Regions from separate parts of the Homo sapiens genome. Here region 1 is linked to region 2. Evidence: read pairs that join two places in POLR2A ChIA-PET (ENCODE). Cell type or tissue: IMR-90. All regions are shown on one strand. Each heading gives the region's core, and the rest is flanking DNA. Links, peaks and the distances in the headings are about the cores only.

Region 1 (2,902 bases), core at 151-2,650, 810 kb after region 2:
CTATCTCCCAGAGTGTAAGATGCCAGTGGGGTTAGGACAGGAACCGGCTCACCCTGTTAAGAAGCCAGTCCTCACTAGGGCAAGAAGCCTGTATGGAGGACAGACAGAGGAAGTGCAAAAGCCAAGGGTTAAGGCAGAGGAGACCTACGCCAGGTCCCCGGAGACAAGCCGCTCTCAAACTGTCTTGTCATCGAGTGCCACACCCGCTGGACCCCACTCACGTGGTGGAGTCACTCCGCTGCTGCGTGCTCCTGTCCACACAGGGTGGGAATCCTCCTCACCCCCTCGGCCCCATCAAGGGCTTTCAGATTTTACAGAAACGTTCCGGCTCTTGCCATCTCAGCCACATCAGGCCCGACTTAGGACCCTCTGGGACCTTTACAACCCCAGAGGTCAGTGTCAGGCAGCCCCACCGAAGCCGCACACTTGGGCCCTCCTGACAGGCAGAGCCGGTGACAGGGCTCGGGCGAGGCCTTCAAGCCAGAACGGAGAGCTCAGCAAGCCCAGGCAGTGGGACGGCAGAGTGTGGGTCTGAACCAGAGAAAAAGGCTGCAGCACAGGAGGGATGACCGGGGAGCAGCAGGAACGCTGACCAGGAAAACCCGCCAGGCAAGGGGAGGCCGGGCCCACACCCTGCAGCCCACTCTCTCTGGAGGCCCAGCTATCGCCCGGAATATTCCAAAGGCTATCCAGAAGCCAGAGTAAGGGGACAGAAAACGGAAAAGCAGGCCCGAGACTCCGTCCAAGGCGGCTGACCAGCAGGACCTGGCCATCAGCAACTACACACAGGACTTGAGTACAGAAATGAGTCTTCTCCAGCCAGGGACAGTGCACAAAGTTCGGGACAAAGAGAAGACGCTCAGCAGAGTCAGCCCCAGAGGCGGCTTGGCAAACACACCAGAGGGACACACAGGGATCTGACACCATCTGGGCAGCAGCAGCTGCAGTCCAGGCTGAGGCCCCGGCCGCCCGCACACCCTGGCCCAGAATGCCTGCTCGGCCCCTCCCCCAGCCTTCACCCCAAGCCTTCAAGGCTAACCTCTCCTCATCCTCCTCAAAGCTTCCTCTCTGTGCCCTGACAGAACTGACAGCACCTGGTGCATTCTCCGTGCAAACAACCCCCACACCCCGCTGAAGTCAGGACAGGACAGGACGCTGCTCTGCTGACCTCTCGCCTCTTGCTCCCTGTGTGACACCCACTCACTTGGGGTCCCTCCACCAACCGGAAGGTGAGCTCCCCAAGGGCAGGACTGCTGTCGTGCCCCAGTGCCCTGAACACAGTGGGCAGGAGGACGGACTCCTCATGGGTGAGGCGAGGCCCAGAAAAAAGTTGGCTGACGTCCTGGCAAGAAGTAATAAGAGCCAGCTGATGCCTTTGACCGATAGCCAAGAATTTAAAAGAAGATCTTGACAAATTAAAAGACAGAATCTAATGAAGGGGACCAAAACGGGAAATATTACTGTTCAACCAATTTGGCAACTATTTTCATTAGCTTAGAAAGAGCTTCTGGCATTAAATTAGTAGAAAATGGTCTCTACCACGTTACTATTTTTAGCATTTTATGACAAATTTGCTCAGCTGTCCCTCTTCAGAATAAGAGAACCGAAATGCCTCAAATTTGCTCCATAAGAGCTGCCAGAAAATAGTTTTCACTGAAATCACTGGACACATGTTTATACCCTTTGTTCAGTATTTGTTCAGATGTTTTCACTCAGGCAAGTTCCTGAATGTCTGTTTTTTCCTTTGCTTTCTTCCACACCAAGAACCCCTGCTCCTCCCCCCAGCTGAACGCTGACAGTCAAGGGCAGCACCCGCCACAGCAGGAATCAGAGTTCTCCAGGCTTGGGGAACCATCAAGAAATGGCTATCCCACAAATTCAAGCTCCTGGTTGTGACTAACCCTAAGGAGTGTTCAGAGTCCACTGGATTCACCAGAAGCTGCGGGATTCCACCCCCAAAGGTTCTCCAGTGGGGTTCAGAAAAAGGGCAAAGGCAGGCCGGGCATGGTAGCTCACGCCTGTAATCCCAGCACTCTGGGAGGCTGAAGCAGGTGACTCACCTAAGGTGAGGAGTTCGAGACCAGCCTGGCCAACATGGTGAAACCCCGTCTCTACTAAAAATACAAAAATTAGCCGGGCGTGGTGGCTCACGCCTGTAATCCCAGCTACTTGGGAGGCTGAGGCAGGAGAATCGCTTGAACCAGGAGGTGGAGATTGCAGTGAGCCAAGATCGAGCCTCTGCACTCCAGGCTGGGTGACAGAGCAAGACTCCATCTCAAAAGAAGAAAAAGGGCGAAGGCAGTGAGCCAGCTCTGGCAGACTGAGGGGACCCCTAAAATAAAGTAGTTCAAGATAACACCTAACAAAACGGTATTCATTTAATTCATTTGATGAATATTTATTGACTGCCTACTATGTGTCTGTATCGCTCTGGGAACTGGGAACACAGCAGTGAATGAAACACACAGAACTTCCTGCCCCCATGGAGCTTACATCTGGGTGGGGCAGATAGATGATCAAAACAAACAAAAAAAAGCAAAATCCATTCCACATGAGCAGACGATAAGAACTATGAAGAGAAAGAAAGCAAGGAAGGGCCAGGGCCCTTCATCACAGAAGATGAGCACGATTTCACACAGGACGGCCAGGGATGGCCTCATTGCACAAAGATCTGGAGGAGGAGAGGGGGCAAGCCACGGAATGCCACCGGGAAGATCTGGAGGAGGAGAGGGGGCAAGCCACGGAATGCCACCAGGAAGATCTGGAGGAGGAGAGGGGGCAAGCCACAGAATGCCACCAGGAAGATCTGGAGGAGGAAAGGGGGCAAGCCACGGAATGCCACCAGGAAGATCTGGAGGAGGAGAGGGGGCAAGCCACAGAATGCCACCAGGAAGATCTGGAG
Region 2 (2,885 bases), core at 1-2,500:
AAAAACAACTGCTCCAGGAGCACCATCTTATCCAGCAGCGCACCTGGAAGATGCGTGATTTTGTTGCGCGACAGCCTCAGGGTTTTCAGTTTTATCAGGTCACTGAAGGTGCCGGGGGCAACGGCGGAAATGTGGCTGTCGGAGATCATGAGGCGCTGCAGGACGGTCATGCCGCTGAAGCTCTGGCTCTGCAGGACGCCGCGGCCCATTCCGAAGAGCAGGATGTGCGTGAGGTTGGTGGGCAGGCCTAGCGCGGAGATGCGCGCCACGTCGCCCCCCGAGCACTGCGCGGCGTCCCGGAAGACACACTTGCAAGCTGGCGGACAGGGGAAGGGCTGGGCGCGCAGAAGCCCGAGCACCGCGCACAGTAGAGTCCCCCTCAGCATGTCTGAAAAAGCAACCGTGGGAGTGTGGTCAACACACAGGAGCGTTCGCGCCTGTACTGAACCCTGGGATCCTGCACTTTGTGCAGAGGCACAATCCTTTCGCCAGAATTCTCACTCCCTCTTTTCTTAGGACTACAGATTTCCCTACGTGGTGAAAAGACACTCATTCTACACTGCGTGGCCTCATGCTTTTGCTTTATTGATTTTCCACTCTCAGTTTAAAGCATTGAGATTACAGAGTTTTCAAGCTACCGAATAGCCAATACTTTAAAGTCCTTACATAGAGAATTAAAATAATCATTCTCACATTCAAGCTCACAGACATCACAAAGCAATGTCCATTGTGAAAACGGCTCTGCTCTTGACTTTATAACTTACCCTGCATTGGCTATAACCAACAGTCAAGAAGGGAACAGCAAAGTCTGCAGCCACCACCATCTGATTCTTTTGCTCACAATCATGCTATTTCCACAGTACCAAGTTACTCTATTAAAGGACACCCCCAAAACAGCGAACACCTTCAATCAACAGCCAACAAAAGCATATAATAATACCTATCACTTTACGCCATGCATTGTTCTCAGCTCTTTATTTATACTACATGCATTTAATCCTTACAATAACCTTAGGAGGTAAGTATATTATCCCCGATTCAAGGATGAAGGCACAGAGGCACAGAAAGGCTCAACAGTATAACTAGGGTCACATAGAATTTGAGGGTAGTATTTCTGACTTAGCCATAAAGAGCTACTATTTCTAAGATGCTTAACTAAAGGTAATACTCACGGCACTGAATTTTCTGGGAAATGCACACCATACTACTAACCTGCCAAAACAATGTTTCCTAAGCGAAATTTTACATAAATTGCTTCTCGTGCAATTTTACTTCTCATGCACACACAGACTAAAGAGCCCTCTAATTTCCTATACTAATGTTTAAAATATTTGGCCTTACCTGAAATGGTTCTGCACTCCAAAGTAACTGAAAGACTTAGAGCTCTGCATGTGATTCGACACTTTCCACAGGAAGAGGGTGGTATCCTTGCATCCTGAGGATAAAGACTTTACCAGAGTAGGTCAGGAAAGGACCCTATCTCAGAGCCCTTGTTCTGGTTTTTAATGACAAATATCTTCAAACCGAGAGACCATATATAACCTGATTCCTACTGTCAAAGCCAAGAGCAGTGGGGAGAGTTTTTCCATAAATGGCACAATATAACTCTATGATGCCAGGGAAGTTCAGTGATACAGCTGGATCACTGCAGTAGCCACACCCCTAGATGGGCCACACTTCCCCTGGGTCTTCCTTTTCATGCCACATGGCCCTAATTTCCCACCCAGGTTTTTTTTTTTTTTTTTTTTTTTTTTTTTTTTTTTTTTGGTATGTGTTGTTTTTCTTTCTCCGCTTAGCAATAAAGCTAAGAACATTCTCAAATCCTCCATTTTTTTCTTCCTTTTGGGACTAATAAGGCTAAGAACATCTTTGAACTTGTTCAACAATGGCATTGCTAGGTTGCAGGATGCTCACTTGTTGTTTTTTTGGTGGGGGAGGGGGACTCTGTCGCCCAGGCTGGGGTGCAGTGGTGCGATCTCGGCTCACTGCAACCTCCTGCTCCCTGGTTCAAGCAATTCTCCTGCCTCGGCCTCACAAGTAGCTGGGATTACAGGCACACACCATCACGCCCAGCTAATTTTTTGTATTTTAGTAGAGACGGGGTTTTACCGTGTTGCCCTGGCTGGTCTTGAACTCCTGAGCTCAGGCAATCCGCCCGCCTCGGCCTCCCAAACTGCTGGGATTACAGGCATGAGCCACCACGCCCGGCCGCTCACATGTTCAGTTTAACTGGGGAAAGTCAAACTGCTCTCCAAAGTGGTTGTGTTGGTCTACGATGACACCTGCCATTTGTGAGAGTTCCTGTGCTTCCTCTCTGCCCACACGTGGCACTTCCTGCTTTTTGCCATTTCTATGAAAGATATCTCAGCATGATTTTAACTTTTCCTTTCCCTGTTTAATGATGAACTTGAACACCTTTTCACATAATTAAGGCCCACTTGTGCTTCATTTGAGAAAGCTGGGTTTCCTTTTGCCCATTTGTCTATAGGCAAAACGTGTCTACGTGTCTTTTGAACACACTGATAATGCTGTCTGCATTAAGACTTCCGGCCAGCCGCCCTGTCCGGGAGGGAGGTGGGGGGGTCAGCCCCCCGCCCGGCCGGCCGCCCCATCCGGGAGGTGAGGGGCGCCTCTGCCCGGCCGCCCCTACTGGGAAGTGAGGACCCCTCTGCCCGGCCAGCCGCCCCATCCGGGAGGTGGGGGGCGCTTCTGCCCGGCCGCCCCTACTGGGAAGTGAGGAGCCCCTCTGCCCGGCCACGACCCCGTCTGGGAGGTGTGCCTAGCGGCTCATTGGGGATGGGCCATGATGACAATGGCAGTTTTGTGGAATAGAAAGGCGGGAAGGGTGGGGAAAAAATTGAGAAATCGGATGGTTGCCGGGTCTG

What was found. ChIA-PET counts read pairs that join two places held together with the same protein. Peaks named below come from ENCODE experiments on the same cell type or tissue, not always from the same donor. Only the 100,000 strongest peaks of a DNase experiment are listed, where the experiment ranks them.
Region 1: POLR2A ChIA-PET joins it to region 2 with 11 read pairs; 2 of 35 experiments call an interaction of 5 or more read pairs at or near these places.

The regions. Positions count from the first base shown.
Region 1 is chr3:195,209,116-195,212,017 of GRCh38, forward strand. The region is part of intron 2 of XXYLT1 (xyloside xylosyltransferase 1); the gene reads right to left. Among named protein-coding and RNA genes, the nearest start is that of XXYLT1, 61 kb to the right of the region's middle. RefSeq lists an enhancer at 2,706-2,902 and a silencer at 2,801-2,902. In IMR-90, for the core only: no CTCF peak of the experiment used is centred there; DNase peaks (open chromatin) are centred at 1,346 and 1,666; H3K27ac peaks cover 2,500 bases.
Region 2 is chr3:194,397,897-194,400,781 of GRCh38, forward strand. GP5 (glycoprotein V platelet) reads right to left here and starts at 1,370. Exons shown (of 2, transcript NM_004488.2): 1 at 1,342-1,370; 2 at 1-388. The coding sequence starts at 386. RefSeq lists enhancers at 2,200-2,753, 2,754-2,885. In IMR-90, for the core only: no CTCF peak of the experiment used is centred there; no DNase peak of the experiment used is centred there; H3K27me3 peaks cover 562 bases.